2 separate regions of the Homo sapiens genome follow, and region 1 is linked to region 2. A link is an interaction called in ENCODE POLR2A ChIA-PET data of the cell type or tissue named here. Cell type or tissue: PC-3. All regions are shown on one strand. Links, peaks and the distances in the headings refer to the core of each region. The heading gives the core; the rest is flanking DNA.

Region 1 (8,505 bases), core at 313-8,312, 55 kb before region 2:
TTAACCTCTCTGAGCCCCAGAAGCCACATTTCTCAAGTGCAGTAGTGATATTGAATGTCCCAAAGGCAATGGGTAACACCAGACCAGGGATTTCCAGATGAAATGCTCTGGCTTACTTAGCATGACTCAGACCCGCTGCTTCCCCATTAGCAAGAGGCTGCTTTATAATTTTTTTTTTTTAATGGAGAGATATCAAGGCTTAAAATGACATTAAGAAGTCTTCTTCCTGACTGCAGTGTGTCCTTCAAGGATCATCTCCCCATCTACCTCTCTGTGTACTAATGACTCCAAGAAAGCGGAAGGGGGCAGCCTGGTAGAAAATGGAAACGTTTTTCTGTAAAGGCCCTCCCATGCTTCCGAGGCCTGCAGATGAAGGGTCTGACTTGAGCCTCTCAGAACCCAGGAGAAAGAAACAAGCCTCACTCATCCTGTAGCCCAGAGGAAGAAATTCTAGCACCCAGAGAGGTCAAGCAAGTCCTGCAAAACCACACAGCAATTTGATAGCAATAGCTGGACCAGGAACTCAGGGATTTTGACTCCTAATCTTGTGCTTCTCAAACTTTAGTGTGCACAGGAAATCTGAGGATCTTGTGGCAATGTATATTCGGGAGGTCTAGGGTGGGGTCTGAGATTCTGTTTTTCTGATGAGAGCCCTGGTGATGCAGATGCCGCTGGTCTCTGGAGCTTACTTGGAATAGCAAGGGGCTCCAGAAAGCTGGGAGGCTGGGGTCTTTGCAGCCCAATCTAGGAGGGAGTAGCCCTTCCAGCTCCTGTCGCCTGTCCCACTTCCTGTTACTAATTTGCATGTTGCCTCCTTTCTTTCCCTCATGCTCCTAAGGCCTGGGCACTCCCTTCTCTGCCACCCCCTATGCTTCCCCAGCCCATTTTCTCTGGTTCCGTCTTGCTCAGCCTTTAAGTAAACAGCACTTCTCAGCTGGGTTGCATGAGGCCTCCTGGCTCAGGAGTCTGCTGCTCTGGGCTCACAGTCCCTGTTCCATGGAGATTTGAGTGCCTGAATTAACTCCCTCTTGGAGCAATAAACCACCCTGAGTGCTAACCTAGTTTGTATTTTTAGCGTGTGCTCCATCAATTACTTAACTTGCAGAGCGGCTCCTCTCTGCTCATCAGGGAGGTGCCACCAAAGAATGTTCTTCCTCAGGCTTTTGTGAGTTGCCCCTCTCCTTGGTCCCACCTCCTGTGAGGTCAGAGTCCTTTCTCCTTGATGCTGTATCCTTGGTATTTAGGAGGCAAAGGTTATTCACCCCGTTTTATAGAAGCAGAGGAAACACTGAGGTCCAGATAGGGTGACAACACAGTACAGTGTGATGGTGCCAAGAAGCAGGTCTCCTAAGCCCTTCACCTTCCCACTGTGGGGAGGTAACAAATGATGGTGGGTGGTATCTTCCCAGGCTACGCAGGGCCAGGAGGCTCTCTCTGAGCCAGTTTTGCAAGATAGTGATATGAAGGGAAGCAGGTGGGGGCCATGCACTGTGTTACCTCAGGTAGAAGTGAGCTCCTCACTGTGGTTTTTACTTGTAAAGTCCAGCCAGAAAACCTACATGCTGGGAGAATGGGGCCAGGACCACTTTAGTCAGTGGTTTCTTCCACCTTCTCCCCACCCCAGGAGGACCTTCAGCCATCCCTAGATAAGTCAAGACTTGGTTTGAGTTTCATCGAGGTTTCTCCCACCTCTGGCAGAGGCATGGATCAGCAACACTCCACCAAGAGGCCAGCAAGATGCTGGCTGTTTCCCAAGCTGGGATGGGGTGAGAGAGTATGGCTTGGAAACTCAGAGGTGATAGAGGCAGCACCGGCTTCCTGAGCCAAGCTCTCCCCATGGACCCAAGGCCCAGGCATGAGACGACTTCATTCATCCGTCCATTGAGGAAACGTGAGCACTAGTTGTGTTCAAGACACCAGGCAGATGCTGTGGGTGGGCGGGACTCTCTCCCGGGGGAGAGCCCAGGGCACAGTCCCTTTCCCAGGGACCTTACATCTTCCAGGGAAAGCTCCCATGTCTGTCTGTAAAGGTAAAAGCTAAAAACATCACACAGTGTGTAAGTGCATGTGTGAGGGTGTGTGTGTTTATCCATGTGTGCATAGGTATATAAGGGTCTCTGTGAGCACATGAGCATCTATAGATGTGTGTATGTTTACGTGTATGTATGTTTACATGTCTGTGTGTATGCATGTGTATTTATATGTCTATTTGAGTGCATACATTTGTGTTTGTTTGTAAATATATGTGTTTTTACGTCTAAGTGTGTGTGTGCACATGTATGCATTTGTTTCTCCATGCATATATGTATTTAAGTGTATATATGTTTCTGTGTATGTGTGTGTGTGCTCATGTGTGTATGTGTTAGCATCAGTGTGGGTATACATGTGTATATTTGTGTTTAGGTGTGTGCATCTATCTGAGTATATGTGCTGTGTGTATTTATGTTAGTGTGCATGTGTCTGTGTGCCTGTTTCATTGTGTGCATGCGTGTATGTGTGTGCATGTATGTGTTTATGTTAGTGTGTGCATGTTTCTGTGTGTGTCCGTGTCCGTGTGTATGTGTATGTGTGTCTGTGTTGTTTATATTAGTGTGTGCATGTGTCTGCTTGTGTGTGTGTGTGCATGTGTGTGTCTGAATTTGTGTGTCTGTGAGCATGGTACTTTGGGCTGTGCCTCTGTGAAGCCCCATAGTCAGTGGGGAGTCCCCACACAGCCCTGGCTATAGGCTGCTCTGGAATTTGCCTTTGATGACTTAGATAGGCATGAACAGGACATGTCCCCTGGGGAAGATCTGTGAGTCTGTCCTGGGTGTCCCCGGGGCAATGGGCAGACTCACGGGGAAGGAAGAGGAAGACAAAGCACACAGGGTCAACACTATTGCATCTGGAGCGTGCCTGGGCCCATGCTGGATATGTGACAGACTCAGAAGTGAGCCAGACCTGTCTAGTTGGGGCAACAAGCCCCGTAAGTGTTCTGCCTGGAGGGGTGCTGAGGCAGGAAGTAAGGAACCTCTGTGGAGGGGTGACCTAGTCCAGCCCTAAATCAAGGGTAGAAGGCTGGGTGATCTGTGTCCCCACTCTCCTCAGTATTGAAATCTCCTTAAGCCCAAGACTGTACTGAATCATGAATCAAGACACATCCATGTCTGGTCCTGACTCTGCCGTCACTGTGTGACCTTGAATAAGTCGCTTGGCTTCTCTGGGCCTTGCTTCCCTCCCTGTAAAATGAAGACATTGGATCATCTCATCATTTAACAGGAACAATGAAATTCTACAGCGAAACAAGTTGCCCCACAAATAGCAGGGTGGGGCAAGGGTCACCACAGAAGAGCAACTTGGAAGTGGTCTAAGGATGTGGCTAAGAAAAGAGGGAGGGTCCAGGGAGGCCTCTTTTTTGAAAAAAAAAAAAGAGGGAGTACAAGTGCGGTTTTGTTACATGGATATATTGTGTAGTGGTAAAGTCTGGGCTTTTAGTGCACCCATCACCCAAATAGTGTACATTGTATCCAATAGGTAATTTTTTTTTTTCTTGAGACAGAGTTTCACTCTTGTTACCCAGGCTGGAGTGCAATGGTGTGATCTTGGCTTACTGCAACCTCTGCCTCCCGTGTTCAAGTAATTCTCCTGCCTCAGCCTCCCAAGGAGCTGGGATTACAGTGGCATGCCACCACGCCCAGCTAATTTTTGTATTTTTAGTAGAGATGGGGTTTCACCGTGTTGGCAAGGCTGGTCTTGAACTCTTGACCTCAGGTGATCCGCCCACCTCGGCCTCCCAGAGTGCTGGGATTACAGGCTTGAACCACCATGCCCAGCCCAATAGGTAATTTTTTATCCCACACCCCCTCACCGTCCCACTTTTTGGAGTCTCCAGTATTATTATTCCATTCTGTATGTCCATGTGTACTCAGTTTAGCTCCCACTTATAAGTGACAACATGGGCTTTTAGTGTACCCATCACTTTCTGTCTGACTTTGTTTCTGAGTTAGTTCACTTAGGATAACGGCCTCCAGTTCCCTCTGTGTTGCTGCAAAAGACATGATTTCATTTTTTTTCTAAGGCTGAGTAATATTCCATGGTGTGCGTGTGTGTGTGTGTGTGTGTGTGTGCACGTGTGTACCACATTTTCTTTATCCAGCCATCCATTGATGGACACTTAGGTTGATTCCACGACTTTGCTAATGTGAGTAGTGCTGCAATAAACATGAGTGCAGGTGTTTTTTTGGTCTAATGATTTCCTTTCGGTAGATACTCATTAGTGGGGTTGCTAGATTGAATAGTAGTTCTATTTTGAGCTCTTTGAGAAATCTCCACACTGTTTCAGGAAGGCTACTTGAGCTTGGTCTTAAAGGATGGGTGGAGAGGGAGGCAGAGAGAATAATAATACAGGAAGAATCTGAGAGGTGGGAGAGCGCAGCAGACTTTATCAACGAACATTCATATAGCACTCACTGTAGAGCAGGAATCATTCTAAGATAGGGGTTAGTAAACTATGGCCTGCAGGGCAAATCTGGCTCACTACCTGATTTTATAAATAAAGTTTTATTGGAACATCCATTTGTTTACATATTGCCTATGGCTGGTTTGGAGCTACAAGGACCGAAGTGAGAGGTTGTGAGAGTCTGTGTGACCTGCAATGCCATAGAATATTTGCTATCTGGCTCTTTATGGAAAAAGTTTGCCATCCTTCTTATAAGATCTTTAAAAGCATGGGCTCATTTAATTTTCTTGACAACCATATTGGAAAGTTATTGTTATTGTGTCCACTTTATAGATGAGGAAATGCAGGCTCAGAGAGATCAAATAGTGCGCCTAAGGCCACGCAGTGAGGAAGGAGGAGATGAGACATGACCTCAGGCAGTGGGCTCCAGAGAGTCTGTGTTCTGGCCACTGTGCTATGCCAAGAGCGGGCCCCTGGGAGGAAGGCTAAGCTGTGAAGATTTTGGGTGCTGGTCTTCAGAGCACTTTCTTGACCTTGCCAGGTTTGTGACCAGCACAGTGATGTCTCAAAGCTGTGTTTTGATTACCACAATAATGTGGGTATTCGGGGACCAGCCTGCCTAATGGGGACGCTCAGTCTCCAACTGTGTCTCTCAAATGCTAGACAGTTCTTGGAGGCAACACCTACATGCTGTTAGCCAGGCACTGCTCACAAGGGTTTCTCCATAAAGATTTCCGATTTTAGCTTATTAGTCAGTGTTTGTATAGTTGCTGCATGCTGTGGTCTGTGTCCCAGCTGCCTGCTGTAGATCACAAATGCTTGGAAGGCCTGGATTGTGTCTCTCTCTGTGTGTTGTCTCCAGGGAGAATGGCTTGTCATCAGGTCAGAGGATTCTGGGGCCACATTCCCATTGCGAAGAAGCTGTCAAAATGCCTGCATCCAGAGGTGCTTCAACAAGAGCAGAGGTGATGTGCAGGAAGGGCTGGTGATTGTGGCAGAGGCTGTGAATGCCCTGCCCATGCCCCCAGGCCACTCTATTCCTATCCCACTCAAATGCCCCTACTGTCAGTGCCTTCCCTCCCCCTACCAGTGTGAGCCAAGACATCTGGAAGTGCCTGCAGCAAATACCCCCAGGTGCAGCCCTTGCCAATGATAGACCCTAATGGGAGTATAAATACCCCAGATTCTACCCCTCAGATGACACAGCTCTGAGGCATGGTCTATGCCAGTGCTACCCCTATGATTTTCTGTAATGATGGAAATGTTCTGTATGTGTGCTGTCCAATATGATAGCCACCAGCCATCTGTGGTTATTGAGCTTTTGGAATTTGGCTAGTGGACTGAGGAACTAAGTTTTTCAATTCAAGTAATTTAAATGTAGATAGCTCAATGTGGCTGGTGCCTTCCATGTTGGACAGGGTGGTTCTGCCCCATCTCCCAGAGGTCTCCAGTGGCATTGAGCCTTGGTTGTCTGCAGCAGTGTCCTGACCATTAACAAACCCTGCCCTCTCACTTTCCCATTTTATTTCCCCACTCCCCAGCTGGTTCTCCCCTGGGATCACTACCCAAATAAACTATTCATGTAAGCCACATGAAATTGCCATTTTTGAGGTTAAAAAATGGTTGAATGTCAGTATTTTCAAATGATTAAATTTGCACTGAAATCTCTACCATGCATGTGTGTCTGGGGAACCCCACCATAACAGGGAGTTGAGATTCGTGTTTGTTCATGTGTGTAAGTTGAAGTCATTCCCTGTCCAGGCAGGGTTCTAATCCCAGCTCTGCTTCCAAGTGGCTGTGTGGCCTTGGAAACTCTCTGTGCCTTGGTCCTCAGGGAGGAGGACCTGCCCATACCCCTGGCCTTGGTGCCTGCCCTATCTTTAGAATGGTTGGAAGGAACAAGGGAGCTCATAGATAGGGCTATTTGTTAAAAGAAGCCAGCACAGTGAGGAGGGAAGGTGCCCTCCTGCATGGGTGGGGCCATTCTGGGGCACAGTGCCCTGGCTGCATTATCCCTGGGTGGAGGATGCCTGCTTGTGGCTGATGGAATTCAGACAGTGTGTTTCTTTGATGCTACAAGACTGGCTTTCCTGCTGCCCCACTTTGTATAATCGGGTCTTTTTGGCAGGGAGGACTTAGTAGCTAGCGTGAGCTCCCAAGTAGGAACTCTAGGAATATTCACTCGGGCTGCCGTTTGATCTGAGCAAGAGCATGATTTGATGGGAGGCTGCTCTGGGCCTTACATTTGTTTCCCTCATTTAGAAAAAGGCAGTAAACAGTTTTTAACTACATTGCGATTGTGAGGCTTTTCCTATATAACTTTTTTTCCTGGAATGGAACCAGACAGGATGGAGGCACTGCACTCGCAGGCAACATGGGTTTTCCCAGCCCCTCCATCTTCTTGACCTTCCTAGGGATTTGTTAATTCAGCTCAGATTGGCCTTTCCAGGAAGCTACCAGGCTCTCAGAATGCCCGTGCTGGAGGGAGGCTGATCCCACCAGGGACCCCAGAGGAAACCCAGAGTTCATGCCAAAATATCTAGTAGAAGGAGTTTATATGGGGAACTAGTTATAAAGGTGTCCAAGGAGATAAAAAGCCAAGCAAAAAATGGAGAGGCAGCCCAGAGAATAGCAATGGCAGGAAGCTGCTAGCATCCTAGGGCTAGAGGGGGAAGGGAGGAGCTGGTTTTCTAGAACTCAGGATCCAGCAGCACCTGGCGGATGCTGGAACTACAGAAGGCCTGCTGGGCTGGGCAGGATCACAGAGGAAAGGACTCTGGGGAGGGCAGGATACCCAGAGGTGATAGATATAATGATGGACATGTTCTCTATCTGGAGATGCCACCAAATGCAGAAGGAGGGAGAAATGTCCTGGTTTCTGCCTGCCCCCACCCTGCAGACTTCTGCCTGCATTCCTGCTGAATAGAACAAACTTCCCTAGAAGAAAGAGCGAGGGAGCCTGGGGAGTGTAGTCCACAGTCTACAGACGAGGGGTAAAGACTGGGTCTCAGAGCAAGCAGGCCAATGACTAGCAGGGCGGCCCAAGAGCCTTTAAGTGAGAGGCTGTCATCCTGGGGCTGTGAATGAACTTCGGAGGGGTCCTTGCCCTTCTAGGAAGTGCAGGCATATTTTGTCTCTATGTAAGCACATGCATTTCTCCAGAAAGAAAGTTGATATCTTCAGATTCTCAAGTTGGTCTGTGCCACCAAAAGATTCAACATAATCAATAACCAGTAATCCAACCAGCTTATCTTAAACATGGGAAGTCTCAGGGCTCAGAGAAACACCCATAGCGACAGTGTCTATACTCTTGGTCTAGGGTCCTACTGGATGTTGTCCTTCAACTGTCCTGGAAGATCCAGCCTGTTAGGAGAGTCCCCTGTCTGTTCCCTGCCTCTCCAGAATCAACTGTGTCCCATCTTCTTGGTCAGCTTTCCCTGATCTCAAGCACACAGACCTGCTTCCACAGTGCACTTCTGCAGCCTGGGGAAACCACACCATGGATGTGGATCCTGGTCTAGATGCGCCACATAGTGCTCGATGCAGGCAGAGCTGGCACTGGAAAGAGGGCCCAGTCTCCTCCATGCAGCCTCCCTCCTTCAGCAAACATTTGCCTTGCACCTGCCATATGCCAGACGTTTTGCTAACTGCCGGGGATATGGCACTGATCAAGATAGATGATGTCCCTGCTGTCACGGAGGTAGAAGTGGAAACAGAAAACAAACAAGAGAACAAATGCAGCAACAAGGTCATTTCTGATTATGATAAGTGTGGAGATAATAGAGTAGGGGGCTGGCAGACAGTGATGCGGGTAGAGTCTGGGGGCTACTTTTGATGGGAAAGGTTTCTCTCCGGAGGTCCTGTGCAAGCTGACATGAGAAGGATGAGAAGGAGCCAGCTTTCCAAGGTCTCCAGAGAAAGTATGCCACATGGGGACAAAAGCCAGTGCAAAGTCCCTGGGGTGGGAATGAGCAGAGGAAGAAGAATCCATGCCTATGTGGCCAAAGACGAATCCTGCCTCACAGTCTTTGACTCTTTTGACTTCCCCTGTCGTGCCTCCTGCAGAC
Region 2 (8,505 bases), core at 158-8,157:
TGGGTGGTGGTGGGGATCCTCAGGAATTGCTAAGGTCCCTTCTCAAGCTTTGGTCTTTGATCTTGTGATTCAGCGGGAAATGCCCAAACGCATCAGATGAGGTTTGTATCTTGAGCACCAGGTGATGGGGTGCAGTCAGGCCCTTGGCCCCAGGTGACATAGGAAGGGTGAGCCCCTCTGCGGCCATGTCAACAAAAAGTCATCGTGGGGAACACCACTAAAGGGAATGGGGAGAAGGCATAGAAAGGGGTGAGGGTGTAAGGCTGGGCACAGCCCCGTGAGAGGTTGCCTGGTAGGGTGGGTGTCGGGAGGGGACTGTGGCCACTCTTCTCTCTGGTGTTCCCTGCCTCCTGTGCCTGCACCCTTGCCCTGAATTCCTCCCCACCTTCTGATGTGGGCACTGAAATTAGATGTCACTGTTGCCACTGAGAGGCAGCTGTGGCCTGCTTTACACAAGGCTCTAGTGGGGAGAGAGGGCAGGGTTGGAGGCAGATCCAGAGTGGCCTCCAGTGCAAGGCCGAATCCCTTTCTCAGGGAGCTGCCAAGGGCAGGGGGAGGGCTCCTGCAGGACCTCCTCTTTCTGAGATGGCCTCCCCACGCGATGGCCTCACCTCTCATTTTTCTCCCTATTCTTCCCTCCATGTTCCTTTCTTTTCCCAAGACATCTTTTCTTGCATTTCAGAAGATCTGGTGGCCTGTCCTCCTGAAGCTGGGGTAGCTGGAGGCTGCAGCCAGTGGGGTTTCTCTCCCTTACACACACAGACACACACACGCATGTGTGAGCACACACACAGATGCACACACACATGCACACATTCTCAGACATGCACACACACGTACACACTCACACGTGCACACAAACGCACACACACATGCACACACTCTCACACGTGCACACACATGCACACACTCTCACACATGCACACACACATGTGTGAGCACACGCACTCAGTGATTTCCTGACTGACATCGGGCTGCCCCTACTGGGAAGTGCTTCCTGTGTAAGGACAGGGTCCTCTGCAGTGGGAGGTGGAAGGTTTGGGCGTGGCTGCATATCCCCTTTGCTATTTGGAACAAACCATTTGTTCCCCTGTGAGGCAGTATCCTGTGGGGCCAGGAGCAAGAACGGAATGCTGGGACTCAGGAGGCAGCCTCTCCCTGGTCCTCAGCGTTCTCATCTTAAAAATGGGAGGTTGATCTAATGGGGCGAGTCAGAAGGGGTCTGAGATGTCACTGGGTCTGGGGTCCACCCTGTGCGGGAATCCCTGCCCCAGCTGTCCTGGGTGGTGGTCACACAGCGCCTACTAGAAGCCCTGCAGGAGTCACAGCACCTTGCCTTATAGGGACTTCTTGCTCATTGGAGGATAACAGTGTTAGAACCTGCACCTCCTTATCCTCCATTCTGTGATTATTTATTAAAGGTTCACTCTGGCCAGTGTGCCTCCCAGGGCCACTGGTTGATGAAAGTGGTGCAGCTTCAGTGGATTACTCTTAGAGGCCCCAGCCCCATCAGCGGGTGCTTCATCAGGGCAGCTGTAACCACTGTGTGCCCGGGACTGTGCCAAGCTTCAGCTTCCCCACCACCTTAATGAGGCGGCATGTTTGTCCCCATCTTACATGGAAGAGGCTGAGACTCAAGGGTTGATGGGCCACAGCCATCAGCTTGGAAGTTCTGGAGCAGGTACAAGCCCAGGTGGGCTCTCTGCTTCCAGCCTGAGCTCTCAGGCTCTGTGCCTTTTTCTGAGAGATACCTGCTCTTAGTTACCCTGTCTGTAAAATGGAAATAATTTCACTTGCCTGTTGGATGTATTATAAGGTTTAAGCAAGACAATGCATAGAAAACACTTAATTCTTAGTTGCTGGCACCTAGTTCTGGCTTGTTCAATGGTGGCCAACACTCTTATAATGGACTCTGCCCCTGCATGTTCCCAGCAAGGCTACTGAACCTTCTCTGCTTTTTCTTTGGAGCATGGAGTTATAATGCCTGCTCCCCATAAGAGGTGCTTTGGCCAGAGTGAAGTCAGTGGTGGAGAGAGGGGCCTCTTCCTCCAGGCACAAGATCTGTGGCTAGCCTGGTGGCTAGTCTGGCCGGCTGGCATCAGGCTTTAAATAGCTCCCCCATCACTCCTCCCAGTCCTGCTTCCCACACATGGTAATTAAGCTCACAACATCTAGTGTAAGCAAATAATAACAAGGGCATTATCTCCCTTTAGTCTGTGTTTTTCCTTGCCTATCATAAAGTAATTAAAATAATGAATGCCTTGTAAAACAATAGGTAAGAGGGCTGGCGAAATAGCATTATCTGCCACATACCTCTTGTGCTATGAATTACTGATGCAGTTAACCACTGTGACTGGAGGGCCCCCCTGCCTCCCAGCCTTTTTCACGTTGATTTCTCCTCTCCAGGGTCTACCAAGGGGCTGTGGAACTTGGGCCCCCAGGACTGAGGAGCAGGGAGCTATCTTCCAGGTCCCCACGTGGTGGCCAGGGACCAGTTCAGAAACATCCTGGGAGGCTTGACTCAAAAGGAAACACTAGAGCCTCAGATGTGGGACGATCTCCCTGCCCTCCTCTTTTCCTCACCCCTCCACCAATGTCCAATATTGAAACAAGCAGGTGGTTCTGTCCTTGGGTGAAGGGAGAGGCCAGGAGAGAGCTGGGGGTGAAGATCCATGTCTCATTTCAGCAGTCACCGAGCCATACTAGGGTAGTCAGGAGCTGTGGTCCCCAAAGTAGGCTTCCAAGCCCAGCAGCATCAGAAGTGCCTGACATCTTGGTTCGAATGTAGGTTCTGGGATGGGCCCAGCACACTGTGTTTCAACAAGCCCTCTGGTGTGCTTATGATGCCCGCTCATTGTGATAACCATTGCTTTATGGTGTCAGGGGCACGAGAAGAAGCAAGGGGTGCTGGGATAATTGCTTGAACCTGTGTTTTGTGCTATTGGACACTGTTTAATCCTGACAATGCCTGAGGGGCTGGCAGTACTGTCCCCATCTTATTGAGGTCCCACAGCGGTGGCAGAGCTGGATTTTCCCCCGAATCTACACCTTCAGTTACCATGGTTGACCCTGTATCAGGGCCTCCCCATCCTCCTAAATACCCTCCTGTTCAGAGTCTCACAGGGCAGAGGCTCAGGGACCAGGGCAAGACCTAACAGGTCCTATCTGAGGCTGGCCTGGGAGGCTTGGGCAGCAGGTCCCACACATGTCAGCAGGCAGCCCCCAGATACATCTGCCCAGTGGCCTCCCCCTCCTGGGCCTCCTCTTGGATCATTGTAGCTCTGTGGGGCTTAACACATTTGGAAAGAAAATATTAGCGTCCAGGGCTGCAGGTCCCACTTTTCTCTTCCCCAGCTTCCCTGAGCCACAGGCAGCCAGAGGGAGAGAAGCAGGAATCGGGACCAGCTTCCTGCCTGCCGTGGCCAAGTCCCCAAGAGGATGACTCACCAGTGCACCCTCCCCACCTGCCTCCCACGTGCCTGGCCTCCCTCTGCCCCGCCCCCTTTGTCACTGCAGACAAAGCTTTTCACCACTGTCTTTGGTTCTTCCCCTTACTCCAAATCACAATGATCCCCAGTGTGGCTTTGCCTTGGGAATTAATTCCAGAGTTTTAAATGATGAACATAATTTGCTGGCATCTTTTTAAACATCTTCATCTGCAGTCATAGTTGCAGTGGGTATTTGTGTTGGGGTCCAGTTAAATGTACATTGTTAGATAAATAATAAGGTTTTAGTATAAGCATGTCCCATGTGGTATTTGGAATATACTTATACTAAAAAGTTATTTGTTGTTTATCTGAAATTTAAATTTTACTGGGTATCCTGTATTTTATCTGGCAACACTAAACCCAGCCTTTGTAGCTAACGAGGGGCTGATACTCATAGCCCTTTCTAGTCATTCATTCATGGTTATTGAGCCAACTCTGTCCCAGACACTCTATTAGGCACCAAGGCTGCAGCAGTGGGGAAGGCAGACAGTAAGTGAAAGAAGTAAATGAATTATTAAGTATATTAGCGGTTTTAAGTGCTATGGAGAAAAATAAAGCAGAAAAGTGCTATTGGAAAGAAAGTGTTGCAAATTTAAACAGGTGGCCAGGGAAGACTTCATTGAAAAGGAGATATTTGAGCAAAGACTTAAGGGAGCAGGCCATAAGTCTCTGTGGGAGAAGAGTATTCCAGGCAGAACACTCACTGTATGCAAAGGTTTACAGTTTCGGCCCCTGTGTGGGGCTCAGTTATCTGATGAAATCAGCCTTGTTTCCTCAAGCACATTTTAAGCCAGAAGGGGAATGTATTGTCTCCTGTAACTGGAAAGGTCTGGTGTAGATTTCAGGCACAGCTGGATCCGGGTGTTCAAATGATGACATCAGTAGTCTATTACTTTTACTTTTCTCTGCAGTGGCTTCATTCTCAGGGAAGGATGACTTTTCCTATTCTTTCCTGCAAATGTTCCACGCTTGAGTCTTATTGGCTTGGCATGGATCATGTGATTATTAATGGCCCAATTGCTGTTGGCAGGGGGTAGAAAGGACTCCAATGTTGGAGCCAATGTGAGGCCATCTGTCCCCTTTGAACTACATAGACTGAGAGGAAGAGATAATTTTCCTAAAGGAAAGTGGGGGTGCTGCTGTGAAAAGGGGCATAGAGGCTGGGTAGGCAAAGACCACAGGACATCTCCCACACTTTCCTCCTCCCTCCTCAGCATGCCCTAATCTTAGACAGATTGCGTTTCCTCTTGCTTTGGTATTTTCTTTTTCTTTAAAATGGGAGGAGACCAGAACTTTGGGAGGCTGAGGTGGGCGGATCACTTGAGGTCAGGAGTTTGAGACCAGCCTGGCCAACATGGTGAAACCCTCTCTACTAAAAATACAAAAATTAGCCGAGCATGGTGGCCGCGCGCCTGTAATTCTAGCTACTAGGGAGGCTGAGGCGTGAGAATTGCTTGCACCTGGTGGGTGGAGGTTGCAGAGAGCCGAGATTGCGCCACTGCACTCCAGCCTGGGTGACAGAGTGAGACTTCATCTCAAAAAATAAAATAAAATAAAATAGAATAGAATAATACCATCCTTCTTTGTTTCACTAAGATATTTTAAGAGGAAATAAAGAAAATATTCTTTTTTAAATAAAGGCTTTAAAAAAATCAAAGGCATAATTTACCCCTTCTGCTTTACTCCTATACCTTTAAGCTAGTTTCCATCTCAGCTGGGGACCCCTTCTGGCTCTGGTTCTTTATGGGTAGAGCATGTTATTTAAATCCATTGTTCCCTATGTCTTAACTCTTGCTCTCTCTGTTGCCAGGAGGCCCAGAAGATTAACAATGGCTCAAGCCAGGCGGATGGCACTCTCAAACCAGTGGATGAAAAAGAGGAGGCAGTGGCCGCCGAGGTCGGCTGGATGACCTCCGTGAAGGACTGGGCGGGGGTGATGATATCCGCCCAGACACTGACTGGCAGAGTCCTGGTGAGTCTCCACCCACTTCTCACACCAGGAGGCCTTGCTGTCTGGGCCAAGGTGGCTTTGCTTATGAGACGTGATATTCCCCAGGGTCTTCTGCAGGAGGCTGGCTATTGGGAGGTGGGGGTGAGCAGCAAGTGCTCCCGCGTGGTCATGGAGGAGAGGCTCGGTTCCTTGTGTACAGTGGTTTGTGGAGGGATTTTCAAGGAGTGGGATTTGCAGTGGAGAAGGGTTGTTGGGAAGATGTAGCACATTTCCTCTGCTAAAGCACACATGCGCGCACACACACACACCCTCCATCATCTTGGAGAGGAGAAGAGGGTTAAGGAAATATACCAGAAACTCATGGAAGGGCTACAAATGCGGGGATCCTGGGGAGTGCTGAGTGAGTGTGTGTTTGGTGGTCTTCGGGGGATGTTCTTCTTGTCCTGTGGTAGCCCATAGGGACCCCCTCTTGCAGCAGTTTCCTAATTTTCTGCAGTGTGTGAGCTGGGCCCTGTGCACGGTAGAAATCAGTCATGCTGATGGTGGATGCATCAGTAGCCCACCTGAGGCTGCCTGGCCCGTGTACCTAGAGCTCGCTTGTGTGCCCTTTTCTGATGAGATTGTCTCCTAAGCCCACCTGCAACCAGGGCTGATTCTGCCCCTTCTCTGTATGTTTCCAACATCTCTCTGATCTGCTTATATGAAGCTTGGCTTCACTGGCTGGCCTCATGAGCCCTTGGTTTTTGTCAAGGATCATTACTGGGACAGGCTTATAGTGATCAACCATCCCAGTTTGCCTGAGACTGAGGGGTACATGAGACATGAGTCTTTCAGTGCAAAAACTGGGAAAGTCCTGGGCAAACAGGGATGAATTGGTCGCCATAGCCAGGCCCATGCTCTAGGAAAGCCCTAGCTTGCTTTCTTGGGTCTGCTCTGGGTCAGGAGTTTCCCTGAGAAGGATATTGCATTCGGAGTGATTTCTCATTGTGATTCTGGAAGCTGTTTTGTTTGGGCCACCTGTCCTGGCATGAAGCTAGGGCTCAGTCAAGAGTCATTTGGCTCATAGATGGAAGGAGTAGGGACATCCTGAGGCCTGCGAGGCTCAAAGACCAGGCAGGGACACTGGAAAACAGTCATTATCTCTGAGTCTCACAGCAAAAACTCAGTGAAGAGGTGACTGTAGATGGAGGGAGGTGGTGAGAATTTCACTTCTCAGAATCCTTCTTGGGGAGAACTCAATGTTATGTCTGGGATCAATATCACACACACTTTTGTGGGAAGGAGTGAGAGAATGAACGTGGTGCTTGAGTAATCAAAGGTGCTGGCCACACAGCCTTCAAGAAAGACAGGTTCTGTTCACCGAGGGATCTGCCGTGAGCTGTGTGCTGAAGGGTCTGGTTATGAAACCATGGCTGATGTCAATTGATGGCAAAATGGAAAGAGGGGACATTTAAAGTTGGAGTTTTGGAGGAGGAGAGAGAAACTGGTGAGGTCAGTGGCTGCTTGGAGGAAGGCAGAGAGGGAGACAATTCAGTCTGGTGTGACCCAGGAGGGACAGTGTCTAGTGGGGACTTGGAGGTGACTTGCTGTTGGCTGAGCTGTGTAACAGCACCTCTATCTCTCCTCCTGCCTCTTGACTGAAGTCTCCATTGCTCTTTCATGCTTGAAGAGGAGTGGATTCTGCATTGGAAACTTAAGAGAGGTTGAATTCTGAGTCTGGGTATTCATGGGGACAAAATGGAGGTAGTGTATTCTATATGTATGGTGGTGATAGTGAATGGGGAGCAGCAGACAGTTTAGCTGCACAAATGTGACACTTGTTCCTTCCATGTGGCCATTATAGACAGTTCTAATTTTCTTCATCAGCATTGCAAGAGTTACTGAACACTAATTCTGGGCCAAGTGTATTTGTTTCAGCTCTGGAGAAAACAAGGAAGGATCCTGATTCTATTGCACCATATGCGGAAGTTATTGAAGGAATGCATGGAGGATAAGTGCTATGAGTACAAACACGGTGTGCACTTGTGGAGTGTGGGGAGGGGCTGTAGGGGAAAGTAGGGCTGATCAGAAAAGCTTTCATAGGGAGGAAAGTCTTTGAACTAAAACTCCCATTTCAAGATGAGCTGCTTTATGGCGGGAAGATATAAAAAATAAAAACATATCCAGGCTTAAACACAAGAAAATGACCACTAGGTGGGCTGGAATTTGTGAAGAATACTTAATAAGACAGAATGCATTTGCAGTGAGCTTTTAAGTGTGAGTTAGGATCTTGAGAGTTAAAGGAGAAGAAAGCCTTCAAAGTGAGGAGCAGGAAAAACAGAGAAGGAGCCTGGCGCTCTGGGAAATGGGGGGTGCAGACCCCAAAGTCTGGGGAAGTGTCCTGGAGACAGCCTGGTGGGGCTTTAAAGGCCATGCTAAAGAATTTTGGGGCCAGGCGTGGTGGCTTACACCTGTAATCCCAGCACTTTGGGAGGCTCAGGTGGGTGGATCACGAGGTCCGGAGATCGAGACCATCCTGGCTAACACAGTGAAACCCCATCTCTACTAAAAATACAAAAAATTAGCCAGTGTGGTGGCGGGTGCCTGTAGTCCCAGCTACTCGAGAGGCTGAGGCAGGATAATGGCACGGACCCAGGAGGCGGAACTTGCAGTGAGCGGCTCTGCTGAGATCGCCCCACTGCATTCCAGCCTGGGTGACAGAGCAAGACTCCGTCTCAAAAAAAAAAAAATGAATTTTTGAAGTTTGTAGAACAAGGAGATTTTGAGGCAGGGGGTGTTGTACAGAGAGAGCTGGGGGACAAGTGGAGACTGAATGGGTGAGGCTAGAGCTTGGAGGCTATAGGACAAGTTAGGGCAGTAAGCTACTGCTTTAGTGATGGCATGGGAGCAGATTCCTGATGTGGTCCTGGTGGGGCACGGTCTGCACTGACACCAAGCAGAAGATGCAGGTAGCCCATGTGGGTGATATCATGGAAATGGAACTCATTGGGCCCAGCACACCCAGCGGCCACCTTGAGACTCTCCTGGCAATCACACTGTTGAACGCCTCTTGTGATCCAGGCACTG

The links. Peaks named below come from ENCODE experiments on the same cell type or tissue, not always from the same donor. Only the 100,000 strongest peaks of a DNase experiment are listed, where the experiment ranks them.
Region 1: POLR2A ChIA-PET joins it to region 2 with 7 read pairs; 4 of 35 experiments call an interaction of 5 or more read pairs at or near these places.

Annotation. Positions count from the first base shown.
Region 1 is chr10:77,456,133-77,464,637 of GRCh38, reverse strand. All of the region lies in intron 1 of KCNMA1 (potassium calcium-activated channel subfamily M alpha 1), which reads left to right. Among named protein-coding and RNA genes, the nearest start is that of KCNMA1-AS3, 110 kb to the right of the region's middle. In PC-3, for the core only: no CTCF peak of the experiment used is centred there; DNase peaks (open chromatin) are centred at 877 and 5,207.
Region 2 is chr10:77,400,817-77,409,321 of GRCh38, reverse strand. KCNMA1 (potassium calcium-activated channel subfamily M alpha 1) reads left to right here. Exons shown (of 28, transcript NM_001161352.2): 2 at 5,299-5,460. Among named protein-coding and RNA genes, the nearest start is that of KCNMA1-AS3, 54 kb to the right of the region's middle. In PC-3, for the core only: CTCF peaks have their summits at 7,418 and 7,618; a DNase peak (open chromatin) is centred at 3,431; H3K27ac peaks cover 585 bases.